2 separate regions of the Homo sapiens genome follow, and region 1 is linked to region 2. The links are chromatin contacts, found by Hi-C or POLR2A ChIA-PET in ENCODE. All regions are on one chromosome and are shown on one strand. The core of a region is the stretch at or near the end of the contact, and the rest is flanking DNA. Distances in the headings are between cores, read along the strand shown.

What was found. Hi-C counts contacts between places; a loop is a spot of excess contacts on that map. ChIA-PET counts read pairs that join two places held with the same protein, here RNA polymerase II (POLR2A). Pooled maps may share reads with other maps.
Region 1: a map of Caco-2 shows a loop between it and region 2 (4-fold over the local background). The contact joins two enhancer-like sites. A Hi-C loop is called at or near these places in 5 of 168 maps with a recorded cell type or tissue (Caco-2, IMR-90, breast epithelium and 2 more) and 3 of 50 pooled maps. POLR2A ChIA-PET finds 5 or more read pairs at or near these places in 9 of 52 experiments (A673, CD8-positive, alpha-beta memory T cell, GM10248 and 6 more).

Annotation. Positions count from the first base shown.
Region 1 is chr5:160,019,840-160,026,397 of GRCh38, reverse strand. The region is part of intron 2 of TTC1 (tetratricopeptide repeat domain 1); the gene reads right to left. LOC124901124 (a long non-coding RNA gene) reads right to left here. Exons shown (of 2, transcript XR_007059025.1): 2 at 1-2,801. Among named protein-coding and RNA genes, the nearest start is that of TTC1, 14 kb to the right of the region's middle. Within about 2 kb of position 5,222, at least 3 of the 41 ENCODE cell types and tissues checked have a DNase peak (open chromatin) inside an H3K27ac peak, as active enhancers do.
Region 2 is chr5:160,062,998-160,068,987 of GRCh38, reverse strand. It overlaps TTC1 (tetratricopeptide repeat domain 1), which reads right to left. Exons shown (of 8, transcript NM_003314.3): 8 at 3,445-4,056. The coding sequence ends at 3,923. It also overlaps a transcript of PWWP2A not described here. Among named protein-coding and RNA genes, the nearest start is that of PWWP2A, 53 kb to the left of the region's middle. Within about 2 kb of position 4,432, at least 11 of the 41 ENCODE cell types and tissues checked have a DNase peak (open chromatin) inside an H3K27ac peak, as active enhancers do.

The sequences.
Region 1 (6,558 bases), core at 3,973-6,472, 43 kb after region 2:
CAATATCAGAAATTCTTTAAACAACCAGAGGTACAATACATATGGAAAAACATACAGAAATGTACAGCTTAGTACACTGTTGCAAAATATACATTCACAAAACTACTATACAAATTAAGATAGAGAACACTGCCAGAACCTCAGAAGCTTCCAGTGTACTCCTTTCTAAATTCTCTCACCCCGACATCCCTAGCCAAACAACTTTTCTTCATAACTTGAAGGAGCTAAATAATTGAGGTTGTCATACTTCTATAACACTGTGGAATGTATGCTTGCAACCTTTAGAAAACCAAGTATCTAAAAATGATTTTTAAAGAGCTCTTCTAAGTTCTATTCTAGACCTGAAATATTTTATGGTCTATGCTCACCGAATTCTGACTTACTAGCTATAGTTAACAGTTCCGGATTGCTTTTACCTGCTAATCATTTAATCCTTATGATCCCACTTTACGCCAAGTTAAATGATAGAGCTAGGACAGATCTAACATTTCCAAGTTCATATTTTTAGGTGAGGTGGTGCACATCTATAGTCCCAAGTACTTGAGGGACTGAGGTGGGAGAATCGCTTGAGCCCAGGAGTTGCACTGGCAACGAAGCTAGACCCTATCTTTTAAATAAAACAAAGCAAAGCAAAGCAAAACAAAACAAAACAACAAAGTTCATCCTCTTAACTACAAGACCATACTGTCTTCCACAGGTGTGGAAATAAAGAATTGTTTGCAGGAAGTAGAACTGAGTAATGCACAGAAGCTGCTGCAAAAAGGTGAACTCACAGAACTTATATGCTTCATAGTTCTAAAGAAAAAGTCACTTTTAATTCCCTTGGTGTCAAGAACTAGGGCATTTGAAAAGGGGATGACACTGCTCCAAAACATGTTATTCAGTTCCAGAGCTCTGACCTATAGTCATTTCGAGACCTATGTTAAAAATAAATCTCACTTGGTGTGGTAGCCCATACCTGTAATCCCAGCACTTTGGGAGGCCAAGGAGGGTGGATTGCTTGAGCTCAAGAGTTTGAGACCAGCATGGGCAACATGGCAAAACCCCGTCTCTACTAAAAAACAAAAATTAGGCCAGGTGCGGTGGCTCATACCTGTATCCCAGCACTTTGGGAGGCCAAGGCAGGTGGATTGCCTGAGGTCAGGAGTTCGAGACCAGCCTGGCCAACATGGTCAAACCCCATCTCTATTAAAAATATAAAAATTAGCCAGGTGTGGTGGCAGGCGCCTGTAATCCCAGCTACTTGGGAGGCTGAGGCAGGAGAATCACCAGAACCTGGGAGGCAGAGGTTGCAGTGGGCTGAGATTGCACCACTGCACTTCAGCCTGGGTGACAGAGTGAGACTTCGTCTCAAAAACAAACAAAACAAAAAAATAAAAATAAAAATACAAAAATTAGCTGGGCATGATGGCTCATGCCTGCAGTCCCAGCTACTCTGGAGGCTGAGGTGGGAGGATCACTGGAGCCCAGGAATTTGAGGCTACAGTGGAATTATGGAATCGTGCCACTGCACCCCAGCCTGGGGGACAGAGCAAGACCTGGTTTCAAAAAAACAAAGCAAAACAAAACAAAAACAAACCTCTTCCTCACTGAATCAAGGGCTTGGACCACAGGACTTAGGCTGTTCTATTATTATTACTGTTACTCTTGAGGTGGTAGCATCACTTGAGCACGAGTTTGAGACCAACCGGGGCAACAAAGCAAAACCCCATATCCTGAAAAAAAAAAAAAAATTTAGCTGGGTGTGATGGCAAGCCCCTGTATTCCCAGCTATGAGGGAGGCTGAGGCAGGAGGATCACTTGAGCCCGTAAGTTTGAGGCTGCAGTAAGCTATCATTATGCCACTGTGCTCCAGCTTGGGCTACTCTGTCTCTCTTAAAAAAGATAAAGGAACTGTCATCAACTAGAGAAAACTAAGGCAACATGAAAACTAAATGCAGTGGATCCTGGAACAGAAAAGATGATGTTCATGGAAAATGTGATGAAATCTGAATAAGGTCTGCAGTTTATAGTGTTGTAATAATGTTTATTTCCTGGTTTTGATAACTGCACTATGGATATGTAAGCTGTTAAAATTAAGGGAAGCTGGAATCTATTTTTTGCTACTTTCTGAAAAATGTTATTTCAAAAATAAAAAGTTAAAATAGAACTCTCCACCTGGGAAATAATTTTTATCTTTCAAGAGCTAAATATAGTCTCCAGTAAGGACATTAAACCCCTACCTCAGTAATGAGAGTTTTTCAACATACTTATGGCACAGAATGTGTAGGCACTGTGCTATGTACACAGCACAGAGAAGGCTCTACCCATTGCCCATCCCCCCACACTTACATGCTAACCAGAGTATATTGATTGAACACTACCTGCAAGAAGTGTGGCTGTAAAGGCCACTTTGCAAAAGATTGTTTCATGCAACCAGGTGGGACCAAATACTCTCTGATACCTGATGAGGAAGAGGAAAAGGAAGAGGCAAAGTCAGCAGAGTTTGAGAAGCCTGACCCCACAAGGAATCCTTCTAGAAAAAGAAAGGAGGAGAAGAAAAAGAATTGGAAGTCATCTGACTCTGACAGCTCAGACTCTGAGAATGATACAGGCAAGAGGGCAAGGCACACATCAAAAGACAGCAAGGCAGCAAAGAAGAAGAAAAAGAAGAAGCACAAGAAGAAGCACATAGGAGTGGAAAGATTAGGCAACATGTGACATGCCTTGTGCACACGGCTTTGTCCCCATTGAGCCTTGTATTTGGAAGCTTAGTCACCTGTGTCCATCTGGATCTGTTTCGTGATAAAACACGAAACTACCTAAAATAAAAAGGTAAGCAGAGTTACATGTCTCCCTAGCTGAATTATAAGTTTCTTGACAGAGAAAACCATATTCTTCAAGAAAACTTCAGCCTGGGCAACACAGCAAGACCGTGTCTCTCCTAAAAATAAAAAAAATTAGCTGGGCGTGGTGGCTTATGCCTGTAGTCCCAGCTATTTGGGAGGCTGAGGGGGAAGGATCACTTGAGCCCCAGAGGTAGAGGTTACAATGAGCCATGATTGCGTCACTGCACTCCAGCCTGGGCAACAGAGCAAAACTCTATTTCCAAAAAAAAAAAAAAGAAAGAAAACCAATTTTGCCTAATTTTTTTTTTTTTTTTGAGACAGTGTTTTGTTCTGTTGCCCAGGCTGGAGTGCAGTGATGCAATCTCAGTTCATTGCAACCTCCGCCTACCGGGTTCAAGTGATTCTCCTGCCTCAGCCTCCTGAGTAGCTGGGATTATAGGCGCACACCACCAGGCCCTGCTATTTTTTTTGTATTTTTAGTAGAGATGGGGTTTCACCTTGTTGGTCAGGCTGGTCTTAAACTTGACCTCAGGTGATCCGCCCACCTCGGCCTCCCAAAGTGTTGGGATTACAGGCGTGAGCCACTGCACCCGGCCAATTTTGTCTATTAATTGCAGGTACTAACAAATGTCTGCTGAATGAATAACTCAATTTCTAGAATTACCCCGAATCTGTAGCATATGTGGGTTAATTTTCATTTAACTAACAAAGAAATAAAGGTGGAAACTATTACAAGTGTCCTTTCTGAATAAAATTAGCAAATCAAGGATTTAAATATTATAAACTTCTTTACATAAAGAAGATATTCTATAAAGAAGACAAATTACTGTAAATACTAGTTAGGATGAAAAATGGAAATGGTATGCTACTATTGCTAAGTGAAGAGTCTTCCTGTAAAGCAAATATCCATGACTTGGCTATAATCTTACCTTGTAATTTCCTATTTACTAACATAGTACCCCTATCTGCTTAATTACCTATACTATATTAGATGCCTGATTCCATGGCTGTGTAACTCATTCAATGAGCTAAAACTCATAATACTTATTATGTGCCAAACATTGTGCTAAGAGCTTCAAATGGATTGATTCACTTTCTTAAAATATTAGAAGTAGCTTGAATATAATTTTTTAATTGACAACAAAAAAACCACCCTCCAAAAAACCCAAAAATCCAAGCTAGAGAACTTCAACTGATATAATTTAAAATCCTGGGTAGCATGGCAAAATGTTAGAAAGTGCTTCTCTAGTCCCTTATAAATAAACCACTCTTCAGCAGACTACAATGCAGTGGCTGAGTAGGGTATTTCTTTTACTTTAGGTCAGTGAATACAACATAAACACACTTGACTTTGAGCTTATAAGTGTATACCCCATCTATCATTATTAAATAGTTAAAAACTTGCATGAAATACATTTAAAAAATAATCTCATATTTAAATAATCCTATGGTAAGCATGTGCTCAACAGACAAACAGGGGGAAAACCAAGACTCTCACTCCGGCAAGCTTATGTCCATATTATAAATCTATCAGCAGCTCTCTGCTGCCCTCTGCAGTTTTGTGAAGTAATTGCTACAAAATAAAACGGCATACACTTTATGCCAAGCACAGTACCCAGGGATCACAGTACCCAGAGATCAATAGCTGGAGTAAAAGAGAGCGTAAAGAGAGGTACATACTTGCTCAACTGCTGGAAAGTGGAGGCACATGCAACAAAACTTTCTGCTTTAGTCTTATCTAGGTGGGACAAGAAAACTACACTTGGAATGCAAATACTGGAAGGGCTAGGGACATCAGTTCTATAATTATTTTGAAGGGAATTCCTTATCATTAAAAAAATAAGCTTTTGGTTTTGTCTTCTTTGAAATCAGATATCACTTGCTTTACATACATAAAGACATATCTGTTCTTTCCACAAGTCACCTTTACAGGTCCTCTAGGGAGGCATGAGGGAGGATCTTTGGATCTAAGCCACAGTTAGAACCTGCCTCTCAGTAGGTGTTATCCTTCTGAGGAAAAAAATGACTGATCTATGAGGAATTAATCTTGGAAATAGTCCCTTGTTTCTTAAATCAGAAAATTCTATTTCCCAAAACTCAATCTTTAACAGAAATAAATTTTCTATGTCAGGACTGCTTAAATTCGGCCCAACAAGTTGTTTTTAGACCTTGATCAACGGATGTAGGTAAAAGAAAACCTCCTATTCAGTTCTTCCGATGTTGGATGCAGTCAATGTACGGGTTAGGTCAATACTTCTTGTTTTGGAAGCTTAGTCATCTGTGTCCATCTGGATCTGTTTCCCATGGTGTGGCCACAGTTCTTCCTATATCAAAATTACCTGGGAGGCTTGCTAACAAAACAGATGCCTGGTTGTTGCCTCACAGGTGTGTGGTGTCAGACACTTCTCAGGCTGTGCATGGTTAATACATTTCCTGTGATGCTTAGACACAATAAAGTCTGGAAACCACTGATCTACACAAAGTGACCTTTCTTAATAAACACAGGAAATACTGAACGTCATTTTAACTTTTCTGCCAGCAAATAATGTAAACACACCTCACTAACTTCCAAATGTTTTAGAGCAGCGGTCCCTACCCTTTTTGGCACCAGGGACTGCTCTTGTGGGGAACTATTTTTCCACGGACTAGGGTCTTGGGGAAGGGGGTGTTCATAATGATTCAAGCACATTACATTTATTGTGTACTTTATAATTATTAAACTGTAATATATAATCAAATAGTTATACAATTCACCATAATGTAGAATCAGTGGGAGCCCTAAGCTTGTTTTCCTGCAACTAGACGGTCCTACCTGGGGGTGATGAGAGACAGTGATAGACTATCAGGCATTAGATTCTTGTAAGGAGCAGGCAACACAGATCCCTTGCATGTGCAATTCACAACAGGGTTCACAAGCCTACGAGAATCTAATGCTACCATGGATATGACATGAGGTGGAGCTCAGACAGTAATGCAAGCGATGGGAAGTGGCTGTAAATACAGATGAAGCTTCGCTCACTAGCCTGCTGCTCACTTCCTGCTGTGTGGCTGGGTTCCTTACAGGCCACAGACTGGTATCAGTACATGGCCGGGGGTTGACGACCCCTGTTTTAGAGCAAGCAACCCTTATTTCCACTGGTTTAAACTTAGCATCAGGCCAGGCAGGGTGGTTCATTCCTGTAATCCCAGCACTTTGGGAGGCCAAGTGAAAGGGCCTCTACAAAAATAAAAATAAACAAACTTGGGATCAGAAATCTAAGCTCCTTCTAGGATTTGATTTAATCGTTTGTAGACAGCATTAAGTTCAACAGTGGTAACTCTAAGAAGTTGGTAAAACTGACCACCTTAGTTCCAAAGGATGCCTATTAGAAATGAAAGAAAAGGAGGCTGGGGCGGGCGGATCACTTGAGGTCAGGAGTTCGAGACCAGCCTGGCCAACATGGTGAAACTCCGTCTCTACTAAAAATACAAAAATTAGCTGGGTGTGGTGGTGGGCACCTGTAATCCCAGCTACTTGGGAGGCTGAGGCAGGAGAATCACTTGAACCTGGGAGGCAGAGGTTGCAGTGAACCAAGATCATGCCACTGTACTCCAGTCTGGGCGACAGGGCAAGACTCTGTCTCAAAATAAACAAACAGAAAACAACAACAACAAAAAGAAAACAAGAAATGAAAGAAAAGGGAGGCAGGAGGCAGGGCACAGTGGCTCATGCCTATAATCCCAGAACTTT
Region 2 (5,990 bases), core at 3,183-5,682:
TAAGCCTCCTAAGCTGACATTTGAATTACTTGCTGGGTCTTAAAATTTATGGAGATGACTAGTTTCTATTGATCTTGAGGTAACAGATATTGGTTAGTAGTGAAGGAGACATTTGAAAAAACAGGCATTAAATGGCACAGAATTAGAAGACTTTTGAATACTGATGGTTGTTCACACTAAAACCACGTCTTGTGGATATCCTTTAATACCAGTTCACTAAGTCTCTAATACAGTGGTAGCTGCTGGTGCTATTAACAACATAAATGTGGCCCTTTCCATGAGCTCATGGTCTACTCAGGAGGCAGATGAGAAAGAGTAGATAATATTTTAAAGAATGTTTCTCAGAGTCTCCAGGGCAATTCTAAAAGATCAAAAATTATTATTTTTTTGAGACAGGGTCTCACTGTGTCACCCAAGCTGGAGTGCAGTGGCACGATCTCAGCTTACTGCAACCTCCGCCTGTTGGGTCCAAACGATTCTCCTGCCTCAGCCTCCTGGGTAGCTGGGATTACAGGCGCCCGCCACCACGCCCGGCTAATTTTGTATTTTTAGTAGAGACGAGGTTTCACCACATTGGCCAGGCTGGTCTCAAACTCCTGACCTCAGGTGATCTGCCTGCCTCAGCCTCCTAGAGTGCTGGGATTACTTGAGCCACCGCACCCAGCCTCCAAAAATTATTTTGACCCATTGCAATATTGTCGGAATAAGAATATGTACAACGTCACAGTATGATTACCTTAAAAGTAAATTCTGGTATGCTTTTTTGGTGGTGGGTTAGGGGGAGCATCACAGAACTTTTTATTTTTTGAGATGGAGGCTTGCTCTGTCACCTAGGCTGGACTGCAGTGGCATGATCTTGGCTCACTGCAATCTCTGCCTTCTGGGTTCAAGCGATTCTCCTGCCTTAGCCTCCCAAGTAGCTGGGATTACAGGCATGTGCCATTGTGCCTGGCTAATCTGTGTATTTTTAGTAGAGATGGGGTTTCACCATGTTGGTCAGGTTGGTCTTGAACTCCTGACTTCAGGTGATCCGCCCACCTCGGCCTCCCGAAGTTCTGAGATTACAGGTGTGAGCCACGGTGCCTGGCCAGAGCTTTAAAATCACACATTCTAGCAGCAATAGGCAAATACAGGCCACCTTCCTTCCTTAACACTTACTTTCTACTTTTGAAGTCTGAAGATTTTCTATGGTCAAACATTTTCAAAAGGTTTGAATATATCTTTTCTTACAAATGTTGGAAGCAGCAAAGTAACAGTGCCAGATAAAAACTCCTTGGCTTAAGCAAGCTCACACCTACTGGGATCCTTTCCTTTCCAGACAATGCACTGCTTGGCCCACCCACTGGGAGCATGTAATATTGGCCTTGTGTAGCATCCTATAAGATTTCAGTGTGATTGAGAGGAAGAGGAGGAGGAAGCCTAAGAAACAAAACCTCTACACTCGTGGCAATGGTAGTCTCGGGCATCTTCTCTTAACCAAAGCTGTTTCTAGACGAACAAGTCTATTTCCTATTCCTTGGAGGCACAGATAGTCCTTCTGGAATCTCAGCCCTGATTTTGCTAAGTCTCAGCCATTGAGCTCAAGGCACGATGTGACAGTAGTTCTCAAAATGTAGTCCAAGGATCCATAGGTGTTCTGGAGACCATTTCAAGGTGTCTATCTGTATTTTGTATTATGAAAGCTATTTTCATAAGACAAAATTTTGTCTTATGAAAACTGTTTTCATAATACAAAATTAAAGAGTCTATTTTTTTCACTGTTATCTTGTCAGTGACTGCACTGTGATCTCAGGACAAACTGAATATAAGAGATGTGAGACTCTTGCTGTTCTCTATCAAGCCATGCATTAAAGAGATGTGCAAAAATGTCATTCTTCTCACTAAAATGTGTCTTTGAGTTGGAAGATTTTTCCATAAAAATTGTAAAAATTTCAGTAAAACTTTTTTTTAGAGACAAGGTCTCGCTGTCACCCAGGATGAAGAGCAGCAGTGGGATCATAGCTCACTGCAGCCTTGAACCCCTGGGCTCAAGCAATCAATCCTCCTGCCTCAGCCTCCCAAGTAGCATGAAGCCGCTACGCCTAGCTAATTTTTTTTTTTAAACTTTTTTTTGTAGAGATGGAACCTTGCTATGTTGCTCAGGCTGGTCTGGATCTCTGGCCTCAAGCAATACTCCTGCGTTGGCCTCCCAAAGTACTGTGATTACAGGTATAAACCATCCATCGTTCCTGGCCTGACATAAAAGTATTTATAGTAACAGGAAACATGTTATTTTTCAAAGGGATTACTTTAACACTTTCTATCTTAATTTTTAATATACTAAATATTGATAGAATGCACATAAATGGAAATGCTCTTAAAATTTTTTTTTCCAGACTATGAAGGGCTGCTGAAATAAAAGTTTGGGCACGGTGGCTCACGCCTGTAATCCAAAGCCAAGGTGGGTGGATCATCTTGAGGCCGGGAGTTCAAGACCAGCCTGGCTAACATGGTGAAACTCTGTCTCTACTAAAAATACAAAAAATTAGCCAGGTGTGGTGGTGCATGCCTGTAATCCCAGCTACTCTGGAGGCTGAGGCAGGAGAATTGCTTGAGCCTGGGAGGCAGAGGTTGTAGTGAGCCAAGATTGCGCCACTGCACTCCAGCCTGGGTGACAGAGCGAGACCCCCCTCAAAAAAAAAAAAAAAAAAATGAGAACCACTTTCTAGCATAATGCTGGCTGCACAGGAAGCACCGAACACTGACTACCAGACCATCCAGCATTCCACACGGTTTCCATACAACTTGTGTGATTTTTCACACACACATTTTCAGGAAAATTGGATGCCAGATTTAACAGTTTCTTCTGAGGTTCACTTTGACCAAAAGAAGAAAAAAGATAAAAAGCTTTTAGGAACAGATGAGAAGAACCACATAGTCCTTAACACTGGGAGTATGACTGACTACTGCATGTCACTTACAGAATTATATGTGTAATTTACATCCAAGATGAAACTTGCATGTCAAGCTTTTGAGACTCAAACCAGAGCAACTGCAAGCTTCTCACTAGCATCAACTGATGAGCACAAAAAAATTCTATCTTTGACACCTCTAGGTTCATGTAGTTTAAAAGAATATGGTTTTGTTCTGGGGTTCATATACTACCATTCCTCAATGAAGCTATTTTAAGTTAAAAATATTAACATTTGGTCAAACACAGATTTATAATTATCTATACAAACCTGGAGGGGCCCAAGATAGCTTGTAAGGTGGACTTTCTGAATTCTAGTACATGGTAGAATGGTCAACTCTTCAAGATAAATCTTCAAGGCAACAAAAACTTTGGGCAGATCTGTGGAATCTGGAATCAGTAACCCTGCTTGAAACCAACACTGCTCCCAAAGCCAGAGAAGGCTTCTGCCTTAGTTGTCGTTACGTGACAAAATTCACAACCTAACCCAGACCTAAGCACAGAAAGCTTTTATTACCACAGAGGAAATCAGGAAATGCTGGAGGCAGCCTCGTTAGCTGTGTGATCAGGGAGGGGACAGCAGGCGGGAACCCGTCATCAATCATGTCTGGGCAGTCTCCCAACCAACAGGTTTGTTTGGTTCAGGAGAGGCTTTTGCTGGGCTGTGTGTGTGTATGATCAGGAAGGTCAGCCTCAACAAATGGGCTTCTTCCTGGACATAGGACAGCCAGAATCGGGGACACCAGCTGCACAGACACCACCTTAAAATGGAAATCAAATTAGGTTCATTACATCAGGAAGTACATTTCACCCTGATCATAAAAGAGGGACAAGGGAGCACTGGGCTCTACTGGATAGCCTTTCTTTTAGATAAGATGCTTTTAAAAGTTAAACATTGGCAGGGCCTTTCCCCTAGCTAACAGCAAGCAGCACACAATTCCAAGTCAGCTTGTAAAGCTTTTGTTATCTTTGTTATCTGTTATTATTTGGATTTTGAACGAAATTGATGGAGTACGAGCCGGTAGAGGAATCCTGTTTGATCTGGAAATTTTCCGTGGAGAGCCCAAAAGGTCGGAGAACCAAGTTCCCAAGATCTTTTAATTTACCTGTAATGTAAAAGCAAAAACTCAAATGAATACAGGAATGAACAGAAGCAGGAAGGTACCAATTAATCTTGCCTTACCACTGAGTACAAAATATAAAAGTATCTCTTTGCAGTTAAAGAAATGCCTACTTTTAATATGATGAAAGCTTCCAGGAGAGTTCCCAGCCCCTATTCCCCACTCAGCAGTGCAGTCACTTTAATGCCATCCACCCTCAGCCTGTGCTTGCATAGATGAGAGTGGAGTCCTGCTGGCTCTCTCTGGGAATCAAAGCCTCCTGTCCTAACTGGCCAGTGCTATCAGAGGACACAGGCTTCTGGGGTGAGTTCTGGGAAAACCAACTGCTGTTCCAGTGAGGCTCAAGGCACCCTGCCAAGCCAGGTCTGCCTGGTAGTGAGGGCAGAGGTCCCTCCAAGTCTCTTCTCTCTAGAACGGCAGCAGCCACCTGCTAAATGTAATTCAACTCAGCCCATTTCCACTGAGCTTGGATTCATATTCAAGAGCTTCCTGCTTTCCTAAACAAATCCTTAGCTTCTATACCAGACTAGCCATTTCTTAGAAATGGGATCATCTTGATTTGCACAGCAACCTCAATAAGACCTCAATAGTCCAGCCTCCTCTTCCCAAGTTTCAGGCTTTATTTACACGACTTGGGTGAGGTATATAGGATGGGCGTGGTGGCTCACGCCTGTAATCCCAGCACTTTGGGAGGCCGAGATGGGTGGATCACCTGAGGTCAGGAGTTCGAGACCAGCCTGGCCAACATGATGAAACCCTATCTCTACAAAAAATACAAAAATCAGCTGAGGGTGGTGGCATACGCCTACAGTCCCAGCTACTAGGGAGGCTGAGGCAGGACAATCGTTTGCACCTGGGAGGCAGAGGTTGCAGTGAGCTGAGATTGCGCCACTGCACTCCAGCCTGGGTGACAGAGTGAGACTCCGTCTCAAAAAAAAAAAAAAAAAAAAGTCATGGTCTATAGCCAGCGGTTCTTGCCAAGCATGGTGACTCATGCCTGTATTCCCAGCACTTTGGGAAGCTGAGGCAAGAGGAGGGTTTGAGCCCAGGAGTTCAAGACCAGCCCGAGCAACGCAGTGAGACTCTATCTCTACAAATTTTTTTTTTAAAAACAAAAAACAGTTCTTATGCTGTTTTAAGATATAAGGAACATCTGAAACTAGGAATGTTCCAGAAAATTTTGGCAGGGATGGGTGAATAAACAGTTTCAACCCTTTCTAAACTGCTTTAATTTTTCTTACAGGTCTACTTCCAGTGGAGGTGAGAATGGGGGTGGACGAAAAGAGAAATCCCTAATCACCAGAGGTACAGGCTCCTTCCCACTTCTTAGCAGCTTTTCTCACTCTGAGGCCTCCCATCTTAGAGTAAAGCCCAGGTAAAGAACTTAAAGGTGCATGGCCTTGGCTGGGTGCAGTGGCTCACACCTGTAATCCCAGCACTTTGGGAGGCTGAGGCAGGAGGATCATGTGAGCCTAGGAGTTTGAGACCAGCCTGGGCAACATAGGGAGACCCTGTATCTACAAAAATTTAAAAATTAGCTAGGTGTGGTGGCACACACCTGTTGTCACAGCTATGCAGAGGCTGAGTTAGGAGGATTGCTTGAGCCCAAGGAGTTCAGGGCTGCAGTGAGCCATGATCATACCATTGCACTCCAGCCTGGGTAACAGAGCAAAAAAAACGCATGGCCTTTACATTTTACAGGCCTCCCTAATAACTCATGGTGAGAACTTTTAGTCTCAGGCTTAAGAACTAGCCCAAGGAAGCTCACTATGTCCAGAGAAAGGCCAACCCATCTTTGGATAAAACAGTAAATTGAGAAAGCTCCCAGAACCTGGGATGGCTGTTCTCCAGGCAGGCCTCCCAAACCTAAACCTGGGACACACACGTTCTGTGCTGCTGCTTGTGTCAGGAAATCACTG